Regions from separate parts of the Homo sapiens genome. Here region 2 is linked to region 1. A link is a loop called in an ENCODE intact Hi-C map of the cell type or tissue named here. Cell type or tissue: PC-3. All regions are shown on one strand. Links, peaks and the distances in the headings refer to the core of each region. The heading gives the core; the rest is flanking DNA. Region 1 has its middle 10 kb from the start of GRIA3. Region 2 overlaps GRIA3 (glutamate ionotropic receptor AMPA type subunit 3).

The links. Hi-C counts contacts between places; a loop is a spot of excess contacts. Peaks named below come from ENCODE experiments on the same cell type or tissue, not always from the same donor. Only the 100,000 strongest peaks of a DNase experiment are listed, where the experiment ranks them.
Region 2: it touches region 1 in a loop (2.8-fold over the local background); 1 of 110 quality-filtered maps calls a loop at or near these places.

Annotation. Positions count from the first base shown.
Region 1 is chrX:123,167,586-123,180,828 of GRCh38, reverse strand. No RefSeq gene overlaps it. Among named protein-coding and RNA genes, the nearest start is that of GRIA3, 10 kb to the left of the region's middle. In PC-3, for the core only: a CTCF peak has its summit at 6,801 (motif pointing left); no DNase peak of the experiment used is centred there.
Region 2 is chrX:123,334,894-123,339,893 of GRCh38, reverse strand. The region is part of intron 4 of GRIA3 (glutamate ionotropic receptor AMPA type subunit 3); the gene reads right to left. Among named protein-coding and RNA genes, the nearest start is that of GRIA3, 150 kb to the right of the region's middle. In PC-3, for the core only: no CTCF peak of the experiment used is centred there; a DNase peak (open chromatin) is centred at 3,053; H3K27ac peaks cover 641 bases.

The sequences.
Region 1 (13,243 bases), core at 3,901-8,900:
TCTAACCATTTGACTTGATACTTTGATTTCTTCAACATTTATTGACCACCTACTATAGGCAGACTTTGCTAAGCACCAGGAATGTAAGGAAGCAAGGAACAGTTTCTGCTTTTCATGAATGTCAAGTTCAAAGGAGGAGCAGATGTATTCACTGGCAATGACAATGCAATATGGCAAGTGCTCTGAAAATGGTAAGCACCAGGTACCATGGCAGCACAGAGGATGGTGTTTAACTATCTGAAACAAGGTACTTCCCTTATCCCAAACCCTTACAAACACAAGATAGAACAAAGTGGTTTCTAAGTACCCGTCTTGCTTTTATGTTTGATCATCCTATGATTCCATGAGGTGAGATTATTTTGGGGTTAGAAAAACTGTCCAAACTTTAGCCTAGACTCTAATAAAGGAACTAAGCTAGATACAACTGATTCTTTGTGGCCATCTTTTGCACTGTCACTTCCAGATTATTTGGGAAGAATAGAGAGTTTAGCCATATCTGGAGATTCAGGTTGGGTATGACTTCTAAGAAAGCTTAGGTCCTCTGACCTACTTCTCTATAGTTCCATTTTCTCCATTATATCACCCCTCCAGAAACCTCTGTGGAAATCTTCTATCTAAGTGTTGGCCTCCATGTTGTTAAATAAATCTACATCCCTGAGAAGCTAAAATTTCAGACACAGGCCTAGTTGGAGTTGCTTCTGTTGGAAGTGTATCTATGAGTCAGAGGAAAAACCTTATTAATTTGGATTTAATATGTCCAGAAATCGATCCACCGAAACTTCTAGAAGGAGACAGTTACACCAAGTGAGTAGTGGCTATGGGAGCAATTGTTTATCCTAAATCATTTTCAGATTAGCTTGCTTTTTATACATAAGGGTATTTAGAACTCCATGTTTTCCCTGAAGACATCCCCAGGAGCCATTTGGAGGAGCAATTAATTGGAAATGACCTGGTATTTTTTGTACCTCTCTTCCAACACCTTCCTCTCTGGACTAAACACTTTCACACCACCTCCTTTAAGCACCCTCAGGGTTAGTGACCATGCTTTGAATGGTCCTATATCAGTTAGAATACTTCATGCTGCAGACAAGAACAAATCCACTAAAACTGATATAAACACTAAGGGAGACACATTGGCTCACATAACTGGAAGGGCCAAAGGTATGGCTGACTTGAGAATTCATTAGACTCAATATTTCAACAATTTCATCAAAAACCTAATTTCTTTTCCTCTCTCCTTTCTGTTTCCCTGAAGATGGCAAAATGGCTGTAGGATTTCTTGGCTTCATATCTATGTCACATCATCTTGTATTAGTTGGCAGTGAATCATGTGACTATTCATGATCCAATCTTGTGGCCAGGTAATGCCATGCTTAGGCCTGAATTACCTGAACCAGTAGCCATGACATAGGGGACCAGGATTATGACCCATCTGTGCAGTTTAGTGTAGGGTCAGTCTTCCCACCACCACCAAATTACATGATTGATACACAATGAGGGAGAGAGATATGGAGGTTGGGAAACAATCACAATAACCACTGACATCCCTGTCTTCCTGAAGGCCTGCTCCCTGGGAATTGTGGGTGGTAATAATTTTATTCTTCAAGTGTCTACAGGCCCCTGAAGACTTGCCAAAATGGTTTGTCTTTGGTCTGTTGTAGGTAGACTCCTCAATGGTGAGATCCTTCTGTTACTTTAGTAGCTCAGCCCCCTAAATTTAGTTCAAGATGCATCTGCCTGATATTTTAATTCTGTTCTTAACAGAGTTATGTTATATTGAGAGTGCAGGGTGAGAAACTAATATAGAAATAATTTCTTTTCTAGGCAAATAGGCTTCTAGAGACTTTCAGGTAAAAATCTAGAGATTCCTCCACACATTCTCCTCAGGATAAGCAGAGGTGTCACTCTACAGACTATGAAACTGAGGAATCAGAGAGGTTAAGTGAATAGCCCAAGGTCATACAGCCATGTGTTAAGGATTGGCATTTCTTATCCCTCTAGGGCTTTATTCACCAGACCAGAGTTTCCTTCATGCTGTGATACTGAGGATGTGGATAGAACTGAATCATAATAAATACATTCTGCTGGGATGGTTACATCTTAGCAAGTAATTATCCCCTGGTAGACTCTGAATGGGCTTAAAAACTGTAGATGGAAATCACATGGCTTCAGGACTCCCACTTCTCACAAAGTGACATTCTTATAAGCTGCAATGTCCCTCTGATGGGAAGTGTTAATTTATTGTGAATTATTCCAGGTTACCTCCCAGAGATAATATTCTTGACATTTTTATTAATGTATACCATTTTACCCCTCTGGGAAAGTTAAAAAATGATCACTGGGAAACAGCATAGGCAAGTCAGGGGGAAATTAACCCCCAAACTAAAACTAGCCCCTCCTCCCAGCCCTACCTGGGGAGGGGTTGCATGTTTGAGTAGATTTGAGAGTTCTAGAGATGTTGAGGAATTATTGGTGCCAATTGTTTGAGGAGTTATGCTTTATACTCAACTGGAAAAATTTCCATTTTTTGAAGTACTTATGAAAATTGGAAGTTGACTCTGGATTCTGAAACTTACATGACTGGAGGTTAGGAACTGAGTCAGCATCATGCCAGATAACATCATATGAAGGCAAATAGACTTTTTCCCCATTTTTGAGGTGCATATATGTGTGGGGGTGGTGGTGATGGGGTTGGAATGAGTGCAGTACACATGTTAGATTGAATGAGAGCTCTAATTATTCACCCTTTCCCAAATTCATATCTTTATCATGGCCTCATTGTGGGCAGTTTGTTTTCCTGCCCTTTAACTTGGCCATGTGACTTGCTTTGGCCAATGGAATGTGGGAAAAAGTGACAGTGCACCAATTTCAGCTTACATCTTAGGAGACCTCACACATATCTGCTTGCCATCTTCAGCTCTGTCAGTGCCATGAGAAGAACATGCAGCAGCTAATTTGTTGGCCCAAGAAAGATGAAAGACATGAGTAGCAGAGCAGCTCCAGTTGACTCATAGACCTACAGTGAGAAGCAGAGCCACCCCAGCTACTACTACCTGTAGCAGCACTACACTGCTGGGGCCAGTCTAGATCAGCTGAACCCCAGCCAACCTGCCCATCAGTGAGGAATAAGTGACTGATGTGGTTTTAAGCCACTAAGGTTTGGGACACCTTGTTGTGGAGCAATAGCTAACTAATACAGCAGGCCTCTGGCCGTAATATATTTCTATGAATGGTCTAAAGCTAGGGTGATCATATATTTTTGTTCACCCAAGACCATTCAGTTTATGCCCATGGTCTTGGGACAATTATAAGTGCCCCCTTTCACCGGGATAAAAATACCTCAGTTCAAATGCGAATTTCTGTGGTCAATCTAGCTGAGACAATGTAGATCTTATATGTGGTTGCTTCAAGGGCCAGATGGAAGACTTGCTATCTGCTTGTTTGCTATTTCTACCTCCTAATTTCTGCTTTCTAATTTGTCAGCTGGGGATTTGAGTTTAGCCATCTTGAGGAATAAGGTATTTTTAACACTCCTTTAGAGGTAGGGAGTTTTGGGTTTCCTGCTTTGAAAGAAAATTCAGAGTATTTAGGGGAATAAAAAGATAACTGGAAACATTTGAATTTGAAGATACTTGCCTGTGGCTAATTCTTAAAGAGGAATTGCAATTGCTGGTTTTCCTAAAGTTTAATCTGTTATAATATGTGTGCTGTGGGCATATTCCGTTGAGTCTTTGTGACATCAATTTCATGAACATAATATTTTGAGGAAAAAGAAAAGCATATTAACCACTCCACATTTTTCTGGGCAATTACCCACAAAATTAAAATTAGTAGTTTTATCCTTTGAAAATACAGGTATGCCCTAGTTTTAAAAAGTCCAATATGTGGAACTAGAAATTTGGAAGGAGTTTTGTAGTTTACTAAAAGATTTGCCTAAGTTTTCCTTTAAGTAGTGAACTGCTCTTGTGCAATGGTTATCAGTCAGATGTGATTTTGCCCCCTGGAGGACAAGTGGCAATGTTTGGGAGACATTTTGATCATCATTCCTGGCAGTGTAGGGTGGTGCTACAGGAATTTAGTGGGTAGAGGCCAGAGATGCTGCTCAACTCCTTATAATGCACAAGGCAGCCCCAAATGTCAATAGTGCCACTGTTGAGGAACCCAACTCTTATGTATTCAGAATAGGAGTTTTAGAAAAACCAAATAGGTATATACACACCTTTTCAGAAATGTGAGTATTGAACTAGGAATCTGAAAACTTGGATTCTAATCATAATTCTGCCAAAATTACTAGGAATGTGACATCAGGCTATCATTTACACTCTCTGAGACTCAGTGATTTGATCTGTGAATTGGGGATACATCTTATTTATATCTCCAAATAAAGCATTAGAGAGAAAAGGAGAGGGATGAGGGAGGAGGGGAGTGAGGGAGGAGGGGGATAAGGGGAGAGGGAAAGATCATTGTTACAATACACTTAATATTGTGGTATTCAGGCTGGTAAAGTTGATTAGCTCAAATCATAGAATTACCAGGAAATGTGAACTTTCTAAGAGTACTTCGACTGCTTTTACTTTTCTCGACATTCTACAACCGAAGAAATTGCAGCAGGGCAGAATATCTGTCACTTCCCCAAATCCAATGCAAAAGCCAAGGCTGTCTGACTTCCTATGCTGCCTTTTTTTTTTCATTAATTCCCCGCAAGTTACCTACAGTTCCTGTTACTAGTTATCAGTGCTTCAAGTAATATTATCCTTGTATTATTGTTAATGTTCTTTTTTATTTTAGAGAAAATACTAACTGAGAGGAAGCAGCAGTTATGAAACTATCTCTACAGTGATCATCAGAGCTCAGGGTTGGGCAGAAAGCTGGTTTCTGCTGAGCTACCAACACTTAGTTGGACTCAAGGGTGAGAGAGTGAAATGGACTCTAAGTAGCAGCAGGAAGGAGGGAAAGTAAGAACAAGGCCTATACAGTGTTTGGAAACTCTTCAGGGCAGACAGGACTGGCTACATAATTTGCAGGGCTTAGAGCAAAAATGAAAGTGCTAGGCACCTTCTTGAAACATTTTTAAGAATTTCAAGACAGAAATGGCAGTGCATTAATCCAAGCATGAGCCCTTCTAGCATGGAGCCCTGTATGACTGCACAGGTCACACTGAGGGCAGTGCCTACTATAGAGAAGAATGGGCCAGTCTGGAGCACCTCCCTCTTCAGTTACCTGGGCCCTTGACTCCAGGCCCCAGGGAGGAAGCTCATTCACTAAGGACCCTGCAGGGTCCACAGGAAATGAGGTGGCTTCCTCTAGGGAGGTACAAACAGTTCCTCACTGCTTCACCCAGCCTCCCTCAGTGGGTTACCCCAGTCCCAAGAGAAGTTACATGTTGCAGAACAAGAGACAATCACTGTATCTTGGCAGGAAATCAGCCAAAGAGTGGTCTTATAGATCCTACCTGCCCTGCTATCTAAACTCAAATTGAGCTCCCTTGGGGGAAGATTGTTCCATATACAAAGGCACCACACTGGGAAACTCTTTGTGAGGCAATGCCTTTAGAAACAAAACAAAACAAAACAAAACAAAACAAAACAAAACAGAAGAGAACAAAACAAAGCAAAAACAAACATTTCCTCCCTCTTAATGTAGTGTTTAAGAGCTTAGAACATTATCACATTTTGATAATAACGGGAAAGCAGTGACTCTTTCCCAATTTTGAATTTCCTTTACTCAAATTTCTGGTACATACAGATTAACTTGGTACTTTTTCCTGTTGATGGTGATGATAACAATGATGATGATGAGGAGGAGGAAGATAACAACGATAATGAAGGCAATGATGATCATGATGATGACAGTGATGATGATGGCTAACATTTATTTCTTACTTCATGCTAGGTATTCTACTAAATGGTTTAAATGTATTGTTTCATTGAACTCTTACAACAACTCTTTGAGATAAGTACTATTAGTATCCCCATATTCCATTCAAACCAAAATTAGAAGCATTTCCTATGAACCTTAAAGGAAAGAGACGCTGAAAAGCATCTATTACACAAGAGATGTTAAATGGAAAGAAATTGCGCAGTTCCTATTATTAACAAGTTAGAATGTGAAAAGTGTCATTGATTTTTCCTTTTATTATAGGATGCTTCCCTTATTGTATTTTTTTGTGAACACAAAATTTATTTTTAAATGCTTTGTACAATGCTTAGTACCCAGAGGCTTCTCAATAAAAGCGTGCTGAATGAATTAATAAATGAGGGCTGGCCGGGTGCAGTGGCTCACATCCTAGCACTTTGGGAGGCTGAAGAGGGTGGATTGCTTGAGCCCAGGAGTTCGAGACCAGCCTTGGCAACATGGCGAAACCCCTTCTCTACAAAAAATACAAAAGCTATCTGGGTGTGGTGGCACATGCCTGTAGTCCCAGCTACTCAGGAGGCTGAGGTGGGAGGATCACCTGAGACTGGAGAGGTCGAGGCTGCAGTGAACCATGATCGCGGCATTGCACTCCAGCCTGGGCAACATTGTGAGACTCTGTCTTAAATCAATCAATCAATCAATCAATCAATCAATCAAGGCTTTTGTAGGCTCACTAAAGATCTAAATTTTTGTATGGAGTTTCAAGAAAACACCCTAAGCTCTTTAATCATGAATACTGCCAAAGGATTTTGAGAAACAAAATTTTATGGTTAGAGAAGTACCCTGTGTCTTTATTTCAAGTAAATTATACCTGTGATACCAGCTTGCCCTCTTGATATGGTTATAAACTAAGGCATCATTACCACCACCTTGTGGAAGTTTCCAATAATTGCAGACAAATTACCCAAGTAGAAAGCCATAGAGATCTTGACTATTGAACCTTACACTTCTCCTCCAACACATTACTTGACTTTTGCTCTAGTTAGATTTCTGGGTAGTAAATTAAAGCAATACATTTATGTGTCCTTTACTTTGAGTGACCTCAAATTCTTCTTGGAATCAGGAGCAGCGTGGTGAAAAAATATGTGAATGAATGGAATGTTTACATTTCCAAACTAACCCATTAAAAAATTATAAACCTTTTACTGTCTTTCTAAAGAGGATGAAACTTGAGGGAACCAACTAATTTGGTATTGGAATACACTGTAACTTTATATGTTAACTCTAACTAGATATTTTGCTAACTTTGTTTATCTGTTTAAGATTTTGCGAGCTCCATGAGGGGAGGGATTTTTTTTTTTTGGTCTGTTCTGTTTACTGCTGTAATCCTAGCACCTACAACAATGCACTGAATTTAATGGATGCTAAATATTTCTTTTTCAAATGAGTGAATACATGAATTAAGTCAAAAGCAAGATCTAATGATGCTTAACATAATGGTACATACATTAGGAGGAATACAAGGGAGAAAAAGTTTCTGATTGCATGGATGAACTGAAAAAGAACAGACCCAAATGCCCTTCTGTCTGGGAGATTAGATTTGGCAAACTCTTAGATAGCAGTGACCATACGTTATACTTAGGATAGTGCCTCTTGAGGTGCAGAGGTGGTGGAGAATAGTGGAGGGTGGATCTGGAAAGGGACAAGGAAAGAATAACTTTTCTCTTATTGCCGCATCACTTATAAAACTTACTCATCCTTTCCCTCTTCTTTTCAGTATTTTGTTTGATAAAAGTGATTCGTATATTCTACAAGGTACTTGGTGGAAAGCAGTCCTTGTGTTACTATTAAGGGACAGATGACAGTTGAGAAGAATTGAAGGTCTGAGTTAGTATAACATTTTCTGTTTCTCAAGATTGTGGAAATTGGCTGACTATGTCTGTAGCTGGCCACAACATGATAAGAGGTTGGGTTGCAAATGCTGAGAAAATGGAAATGGAAGTCAGCAATTTGCTTCTATACCTTATAATATGGGCAAACCTTGCTTTATGCAATGGGCATACCTCTCAAAATTTAAGTGGAAAATGAATTTAGATAAATTGAATCCTATTTTAAATCCAGGACAGGGGCTTGCCACTTAAAGAAACCCTGAAGCAAATCATTTTTTGAAGTTAAAAAGTGGGCTATTTTGTCATTTTTGTAGTTTCCTTCATGTTGTACTAAAAATAAAACATAGTCCCCTAGAATTTAGAGAGTAGATGCTTTTGAATAAAGAGTTGTGGTTTTGAGATGTTTATTTTTCAAACCTTCTCTGATACCAGAGCTTAAATGGAAAATATCTAGTTTTCTGAAATCCCCAGTATTCCAATCTAGTATCTTTTCATGGTACTTCCTTTTTTATAATTGCAGCTTTCATTTTGGATTCAGGGAGTACATGTGCAGTTTGTTACATGGCTATATTGCATGATGCTGAAGTTTGGGGTAGAAATGATCCTGTCACCCAAGTAGTGAGCATACGACCCAATAGGTATTTTTTCATCTCTTGTCCCCCTCCCTATCTCCCCTCTCTAGTAGACCCCAGTGTCTATTATTCCTTCATAGTATACTTCTGATGTAGGATCAGAAATTTCCCAGTTTTATTTGGGACAAAGTTGAAGTGTTAATAAAACATACATAGGTATTGCCATCTTTGCTCCAAATTACCACCGATCACGTCTTCACTGAAACCTTGGATGTACAACATAAGCTATAAATTTCATGCCAGGGGGAAGAAATTGTAGTGTGAGTTATTATTTATCAAGTACTTTCTATGTGCCAGGCATGTGCTAAGTACTTTTATATATTAGATTATCTAATCCTAATAGCCCCCTATGAGGTAAGTAGTATTATTACTTCAATTTTACAGCTGAGGAAATGAGTCACGCGGAGAGATTGAATGGCTTGCCCAAGGTTACATAGCTCTAAGTGGTAGATGTGAAATCAAGTCCAGGAAGCCTCTCTGTCACCCTGCCTCCACGTCATTATCTCTTTCTCTCTCTCTCTCTCTCTCTCTCTCTCTCTCTGTGTGTGTGTATGTGTGTGTGTGTATGTGTGTGTGTGTGTGTGTGTGTGTTCTGTTCTGAAATCCCAACTAGTATGTGTGCTCCCAAAAGGCAGAGAATGGATAGCTGCCTCTATGCCATACAAGCTCAGTGGCCACTCAACTACCATTGTAGACTGATTGGGAAAAACAAACACTTGAAAGAAAATTTTGTTTTGTTTTTAAAAGTTTCTCTCTCTAGCTTAGCTAAAGATAATTTACTTTTTCAAGGGATGGAGGGAGTACTGTTCACTTCTCCGAGAAAATAGTTACTTACTGAATGGCAATCTCATGCCCTGGAAGGGTTAACTTTACTGTCTGAGAGAGGACAAGGCAGTGTGTATAGTGGTATACTTGTCTTTTTCCATCAGAACCATGGTAGGTGGTTTAAAGGAAGGGCCACTCAGCCTGAGTTCAAAATACCCCATTCACAACTAGTGTTAGACTGATTCGACCTCCTTGGGTCTCACTATTTTCATCTGTACAATGGGGATGATAATAAGTAACAGATCCTTCATAAGGATGCTGTGAGGATTGAATGAGATAATTAAAGTACATCGAATTATGCCTGGCATGTAACAAATGCTCAGTAATATTAGCTCTTATTGTTACTAGCTCCAGGCCCATAAGCATATTTTAGCACAGGTTTCTCTGAGCTTCTTTTGGTTCTGGGGGCTCTGAGAGAGTCCATTTTGCTAAGTTGGAGGAAGCAGGAAAGGCATTTGCATTTGCAGAAGCTGTCAGCATTTGAGTTTGTTTAGCCTTGACAAGAAATGGCTTCTTATTTTGAAAACAAAGGAAAAATATATTTTTCAAGTGAAGAAACACCTTTAAAGGTGTATAAAAATACCCAGAAGACTTATTAGGCAGAAAACAGCTTTCATAGAGCAACGTCGTAGTGATTGAGGAGGAAAAATTGTCAACTGTAAGAATTAGATTGCCCTTAATGGAGAAGCAGAGTTGGGCATGGCAGAGACCGCTAGGATGGGTGGGGGAGGGGGAGGGCAGGGGGAGGCAAAAGGCTTGCCAAAGAGCCAAGGAGATTGGATTGTGCCAGTCCAGAAACCACTTGCCGGAAGAAAGCTGCAGTCGCTTTCACCCACTGCCGCTCTGTGGTAATGAATGCATTTTTGATTAGCTTTGCTGATTACCTGCTCGCTATGCACACAGCGGAAGATAGAATAGCAGAGGCTGGGGCTCTTGCTTAAGACTTTAGAGGCAAGCGTTGGTGGGAGGGCTTTGATGCTCTTTTGTATTTTTCTTTTCCCATCTGCTCCTCAGTGTACATTAAAATAACACAGGCTTGTTCTGGGAGCAGCCAAGAGGCCAGATTCTTAGTTTATTTCCCTTACACATTGGTGTTGTTACAGGGAAATAAAAACAGTACCAGAGGGGCAAGGAGCTGCACCAAAGCCCCCATCCACTTTCCTCTGATTTCTTTGTACCATTTAACTCATCCCCTCAACCACAGGAGATGGATGTCTTTGCATATATTGAAAAAGAAGTTATGTCTTTGATTTCCTAGATACATTACAAGTATTTACCAAGATATGAGAATTAGGTGTGGAAATAGGTTTGAGGCTCAGAAGGCAAAGTCTCTAAAGATTTAGTGCAATTTGAATGGGAACATGAACTTTCGGAAGGAAAAACACAGGTTATCAATTTGAGAACAATTTCCTCTCTGGTGCTGTAAGATGAGAACTAGAGTCCAATGTTTATAATCAAATGAATCTTTTTTATTTTTTAACACATTAGTACAGCAGTTTTGTTCATATTGTATTTTCTCTGTGCATGGGCTATTAATTGTTTTTGGTTGTTGTAGTTTCTGTTCTGGACTAAACATTGTATGAGGCCTGATCTGTTTCTAACAAGGTGAAGGCTAAATAACTGGCGAGACTCATCTATGAATGTCAGCCCAGCCTGTGACTGAGTGATACTGTCTAAAGCAAACACTATTTTCTCTTTTTGGGTAGGAATGGAGGACTTGACAGCTGCTTGAATACACAGATCAGGGCTAGCCCTATGTGTAGGAGCAGTGAGTGAGTGCTTCCTTTGAGGGGCTTCTAATGCTTCCATTTCACCTTTTTTGTATCTTCACTAGTAGCCTCATTGTGCTTTCTGAAATTCCTATTTTCACCCACTCCTTTGGGAAGCACTCTGTTAAAATGGTGATGCTGCCTACATGTGATGCATACTTCCCATTATTTCTACATCATGGCACACAGGCAGCTCCTCATAACTGGAGTTAATAAGTTTGGAATCAGGCCACTCCAGATCTTGAGTACTGAAGGGAATTACTAACTGAGCACACCTCTGATCTTTTATATGGCCACCCTTATGAAAGATCACCAGTCATTCATAAGGGTGACCATATCATTTATGATCCAATCTGGGACACTTTGAGAGTGAAAGGAGGCACTGTTAATAATTAAGCCAGGACATGAGGCAGAATGTATCATCTAGGAAGTTTAGTCACCTCAGTCAATTATACCCTAACCTAGGTTAGTTTCCAAGACGAGCCCTACTGAGAAAAGACCTCTGAAACGTGTACTTTTCTAATCTGTTTGCTCCATTAGTCATTTTCCTTATCTGTCTTTCTATTTATATAGCTAGGATCACCTACTCTTATTCTGTTTTTCTCTAGTCTCCATTTCACAGACGAAGAGACAGATATGACACTAAATGATGTTTTATACCCTAGTTTTTGTCAGAAGTGAGTAATTAGGTAGCAACAAGGCCATATGGGACCCAGGGGTAAATTGGTGATTTCTGAATCCTCACTAAATTTCCATTTTGGTATCTTCCTCATCTTGTTTACCGTCTTTCTTTCTCTAGCTTCCCAGTGCCCATGTTCCCTCCCATGTCCAGAATTTTCTTTCTTTGCTCGTATCCATTAAAGCTTAGCTGTTCTTTATAATATTTGATTCCTTCGAGACTTTGCCTTCTGTTGAAAAATGAATGCTAAAAATTTAACGTATTAGCTTCTCTAGGAAGTATATTCACATTTAAATAAGGGACTTCTGAAGACATAACTGTGTTAATCCAGTGAAACAGTGATAAAGGTGGGAATTCAGGCACCATGGCAACAGGGTGTTTTTCTGGTTGGAAGACACAACCTCACAGTATGACCTGACTTATACCACATAGGTCCTGTCTTGGTCAGGGCTTTCAAAGTTGGATAAGCTATAATACCCTCAACATGATTTCTGCTGCCATCTAGATGACATGCTCTATGGGATTGTGGCATAATTTTAGATTTACTTGAATTTATGAAAAGCCAATAGAATGCTTTTTATAACAGTTAAAGTTGATAAAAAAAGTAAAAAAGTAAATAATCCAGGTTTGTGTCTGATCTGCTTCAGGCAGGAACATGAACTCACTTTAGAGTGGTAGAGATCTAGAAATGATTGTCTTCCTTCGAGAGTAGAATTGCCCTTTGTCTTTTTGGGATGATGAAACATAGATTGCCTGGTGAATGGGCAAGCACTCTTAGAACTAAAATTCTCAGCCCTCTGTTTTAATATCTTCCCCATCTACATCCCTTTGAAACTAAAATGTAAAAATCAGGATCAGGATTCTTTGGGAAATCAGCTTTAAAGGACACATAATTTATTTATTAGTGTTTGTATATATTTGATATCCTACTAGTCACCATCTAAACCAACTAGTTGATTCTCCCTGTGGATGTGACATTTGGTCATTCATTAACAAATATTTCTTGAGTGCCTACTACGTGCCAGATACTGTTCTAGATACTGGTGAACAAGATAGACACAGACCCTGCTCTCATGAAAGTTAAATAGACAAAAAACCAAACAACTAACAAATATAGTAACAACCCATTTTGATTTGTTTAAAAGAAAACCAATAGGATGTTTCCATAGAGAAAAGAAAGTGAGGACCAACTTTTGAGTGCCAGTAACAGAAAGCCAAACCAAAATTAGGTCAAATTATAAGGGATTTATTACACACTGAATGAGAAGTCTGGAGGTAAGGAACCCAGGGTTAATTCAGATATACAATATAAGTTTTATGAGGGACCCAGGCACATTTCATCTTTCTATTCTACCATCCTTAGTGTATGAGTAATGCTTTATTCATGGTTGTAAAATGTCTTCCAAAATTGTAAGCATCACATGTAGACACATAACAGCTAGTCAAGGGAAATTGGTGTTTAATTTTCTGTGTCTCTTTCTTTTTTTTCTCATCAAGAAAGGCCTTTCCAAAAAGGTCCCAAGTGGACTTCACTTTGTGTCAAATTTGTCAGATCTGCGTCACATGCCTATCCCTAAACTAGTCATTGACAAA
Region 2 (5,000 bases), core at 1-5,000, 160 kb before region 1:
AATGTCTGTTTCTTGAGGATCCAAAGGTCATGATGAAAGGTCAAGTTGTGTTCTGGCCAGTATAACCCGTATTCTTATTAGTATCAGGTTTTACTGTTCTGTCTTATGACATCTGAGTCAGTTTCAATTTTTGAATCAGCACTTCTTACTAGCGTTCATGCTGACACATAAGTGGGGATTGTCATACTTATGCAATTATACATTTCCATCCCTTTCCAAACCAGATGATCTTCAATGGGTCCTTGGAAACTTAGTTCAACCAATCCTGAGGAGAAAGGCCTTCCTGATCTGAGTCAAGCTGAGTTAGGATGTTTCTTCTACATTTCCATTAAGATCTGTGTTCCCCTCTGCCACTGCTCTTATCACACTAGACTATGATCATCTGTTTACTTGGCTGCTTCCCTATGAACTATGAGTTTCTTGAGGCCTGGAACTATGTCTTATTGGTTTTTCACTTTTTCTTTACTAGTCCTTATCCAGGACTACAGAGATAGGCAGTGTGATTAGTCATGATGTCTTGCTTTTTATGGAGAGCTTGAAATTGTTTCCTTAGATTTCAGAGGACCTACTGGAAAGGATTGTGCATAATAGCCTTCTGTTTTCTTTTTCATGCGGTTGAGAAGATAAAACCACTCACTTGTTCCTTCTACTCTAAATATTATTCCTATTTATGTAGATTCTATGAAGAAGATACTTGAGTAGTAGGTCCTTTTTAGTTTCTACAAAGAACCTAGTCTGAGATGGTTCTCTTTATGCAAAAATATCTCTGTTAGATATGTTGGATTCTGTTGTAATGACAGAACCATCCCCATGAAACATCCTAGTCTTCCTCTGGAGTACAGTAAAGGGAAATTCCTATCTGACAACTTTTAAGCTAAGCTCTGAACAAAGCAAATAATATGGAACACATAAAAACAGTTTGTAGACTGAACAGCTTTGTCTATATTTGGAGAAACCATACCATTTACTATTGGCTCATAAATCCTCCAGTACCTAGACCATTATTAACATTGCTCTTTTTCATTAAAAAATATAGTTTGATGGGGCCAGGCATGGTGGCTCACGCCTGTAATCCCAGCACTTTGGGAGGCCGAGGCAGGCGGATCACGAGGTCAGGAGTTCGACACTAGCCTGACCAGTATGGTAAAACCCCGTCTCTACTAAAAATACAAAAAATTAGCCCGGCGTGGTGGCACATGCCTGTAATCCCAGCTACTCGGGAGGCTGAGGCAGGAGAATTGCTTGAACCCGGGAGGCGAAGGTTCCAGTGAGCCAAGATCACACCACTGCACTCCAGCCTGAGCTACAGAGCAAGACTCTGTCTCAATAAATAAATAAATAAATAAAATATAGTTTGATGGCATGAAATTGTCACGCATGCATTCTTGACATGGGTAACAAAGAGTATGACCTGTAGGTCACTGAGTGCTAAGAACCATAGCAGGAAGTGGCTAGGATTTCATGTTTATTGTCTTTGTGGGGTTTAAGATTACTGGCTGTAGTTTAGCAAGCAGTGTTGTGGTGGAGGCTGCAGTTGACAGAGTCGTTGGGGAAGCATACCAGTGGGAAGTTTTCTCAAGTGAAAATCGTTCTCTGACTTAGTTGCAGTAATTTACCCTCAATGCTTTATTTTCAACAGGTTGGGTGTGAGATGTAGCCACACCCAATTCTCACAATCTGGGAAGGAAACACGGACAACATTCCTCCTCCCTGATGAAAGAAAATGCAGGGCTGGGCCTGCTGCCACCTTTTATTGATGGGGTTAATGCAGAAGAGCTAATGGCTCTGTTGGGAGATGCACTTTTCTGCCACTGCTTGCAACTCTCTGAGTGGCTTGGTGGCGGTTGCCATGGACACCAAATGGTGAAGGGGCTTCGGTCAGAGTTTGAAGGATTATGTTGTGCTTGAGTAGGTAAGACTGAAATTAAGTTAATGTGTGCAAAAATAAGGTGTTTTTTTCCCCTTTGCACCTTTGAGAAAACAGCAACAAAGTATTCTGTCAAACAACAATTGATTTTATGTTGGTCAAAGGAAGCAGGAGGAACAATTTGTTGAGTAGGAAGTTTTCAAGTTAAGCACAAGTAGTAGTTTGAAATAGGTCAAGAGGACTGAAAAGGACCCTCAGAGCTGTTCAAAAGATAGTGATGGCAAGGTACTTAAAAGTGCCCACTAAGAAGCTTTCTACAGTACCCTCGTTGGCTACCTAGTCCATTGTTTCAGTGTCTCTAGATCCTTATCTCTTAATCCAAGACAGAGTATTACTGAGGTCACACTCTATTTTGGTTTTTCTCTTATTTACCTCGCAAATGTGTATGTCTTTTAGATAGCATAATCCCCAGGTTCTGATTTGCAAATCCGTTCACCTAGTTATCCTTTTTCTGTGTCCCCATTCTTAAGCTCAGCAGGCGCATTCTGGCCCAATGCTGAACTCTGAAAGGGATCCCATTCTTCCTTTCTCTGTCCCCACTAATTATCCAGTTATACCTAGAGCTATGATTTCTGCTATTGAGATAATTAAAGGCATGAAAACAATTTCAGCTAAACCACTTGAGCTTGAATATACTATTCTTCTTTTATGAACAATTAATCCCACTACGGAAGGCAAGACCTTTTTGGCCTACAACATCATAATCAAAGCACTTGCCACTCTCTTGGTGGTATTCACAAATCTAAACCTTTATGGTGATCATAGTGAAGTAACGTTATACTGTCAAAGACAAACAGGAAGGCTTCTAATGTCCTGGGAGCATGTCCTAGCCACTTTCACAGGTGGCACAAAGGTTCTTCACTGAACTCTTCTCTGACTCCACCAGATCAGTTTCCCTCTCTTGAGACTTACCTCAGATGATAGAAAGAGCTTTTAAATGCCTTTTGAGTCTCAAGCTCAGTGACCACACATTCCTTTCCTTATTCATTTTCTCCCCCTTAAGAAATGAGGTGCAGTGATTCTAATTATAATACCTTGTATTTGTAGACTTGCCCTCTCTGAGGATCTTAGAATACCTTAGAGAAATTGCCTGATTCATCCTAATGTCATCCCAGTAAGGCAAGAAAGGATTTTTATAGTTTATGGCTGAAGTTCCTGAGATGATGAAAGGTGAGGTGGCTGTGCAAGGTCACACAATGATCTTGAAATAGATAGAACTCAGCCAGATTGCTAGTCGTTGGCTTAATACTGGAGTCCTTTAGGAAATATTTGATCAGTTGCTATTCTTTTTCAGAGTAGGGTGGTGGTGGTTTGTATTTGGGAGGCTACATATAATATATATTTCTAAATATATATATGTAATAGTGGTATCTGGCTATGAATCTCTTCCACTTTGGCTCCACCCCTAGTGATGTAACACTAATTGTCACCAATCTCCTCAAGCCCCCACCTGGGCCCATTGAGTGATGCCCCTCACTTGTCAATTTGTCATAACCTTTGAGCAGAGATAGTTTGACCTTGCCAAATCTGGACTGAAGTAAAGCTGTCCCTGAAAGGATGAGCTTAATTTGACTGGACGAGCCAGGTGGTGGCTTGGTAACAATGACATCAAACTAGTCCATGGCTGATTCCCACATTTGGTCTCATCAAAGTCCAGAACTTTGTACGGATCAATTAATGTCCCTTGCCCTTCCATGTTAGTGCAGTGAAGAACTTGAGTCTGCACATTTTATTTTATTTTTTGTTATTGCTCATTTACATGCTTGATGCCTCTCAGTAGAGGAGCTCAAGAGTGTAAATTATTTTAAACATAAGGGTCCTGTGGCAATGTGAGCTTGAACAATAACTAGCTTTTGTGTTGCTTTTGTAAACTATGGTTCTTGCAGCCCTCACAAAACTGTTTGTTACAGCATCTGTTAGAATCTAGAACAAGACTCCTGTAATCATGCAGCTGTGTGATGAACACTCTAATTGCTACATTTTTGTTGCTCTTAATCTGGGAAAATTTCCTAATAAAGCTGGATGATGATTTTAAAAATTTCATTAATGTTTACAAGCTAGTAATTCTAACTCATAGGACTTAATCTCTCAGTGTCTGCAAAGGCTTAACTGAGTGTTCACAGTGTAAGTCATATGAAGTAAGAGGTATTAGGGCTCTTTCTTCCTCTGCCCACTAAAAACATATTCACTGCCTATGGAGGGATGAAATGGCTATATATGGCTAGTGTTTCCTTTCCTTTTTTTTAAAGTATGAATTGGAGATCTCACTTGACTTAAGTGATGGGATTAACTCAAAATAAAGAGGATATTTGCATCAGTTTTATTGTTCTATTTGAATTGGTCCATATTTTTATAATTTTGGAATAAGATACCAGCCTTAATGCTAAAATGCGGCATTAAAGGGTGGGAGAAAAGGCCTTGATTTAATACATCTGTATTGCAATCTACTATATGTTGGATCTGAGTAGTAGGATAACAGTGAATATAGATATAATGAGGAACTTATGATAGGCTTATGATAAACAAACAAATCTCAGTTAATCAGAATCCAATTACCAGAAGCCCTTAATTAATAGGGATTTTCCCTAGGTATTTCCTAGAAGGGCTGAGGCCATATTTATTTATATATACATATGTGGCACAGCTTTGATCAACCAGAAACTCTTTTTAATGCAGACGTTTGTTGTTCTGTGTTCTAAGGATAGAGGTAAATGATAAACTTCCAGGCTGTGCCCTGGCCTTAAGATACATTATCTCAATCTTCCTATCATCTCTGTCTCCAAGTCTCAGCAAAGCTCACTGATGTTGAGGTGTGTAAGAGTGTCAGTCAGCTAAGAAATCAATGATGGTCACCAGCCTGGAAACCTGAGAAAGCAGGAAAGTTGATTCACACATTTTTAGATATTTATTATATTCTGACTTCTAGAATTATTGCATTGACATATCGCCCTACTAGATTGCAAGCTTCTTCAGCAGGGAAGACATGTCCTTTTCTCCTCACCCTAGCATTGAGTGTGGCAAAATGGGTTGGGAATCAATCAATATTTCTTGAACTGGATTTCCTACCTTGTTT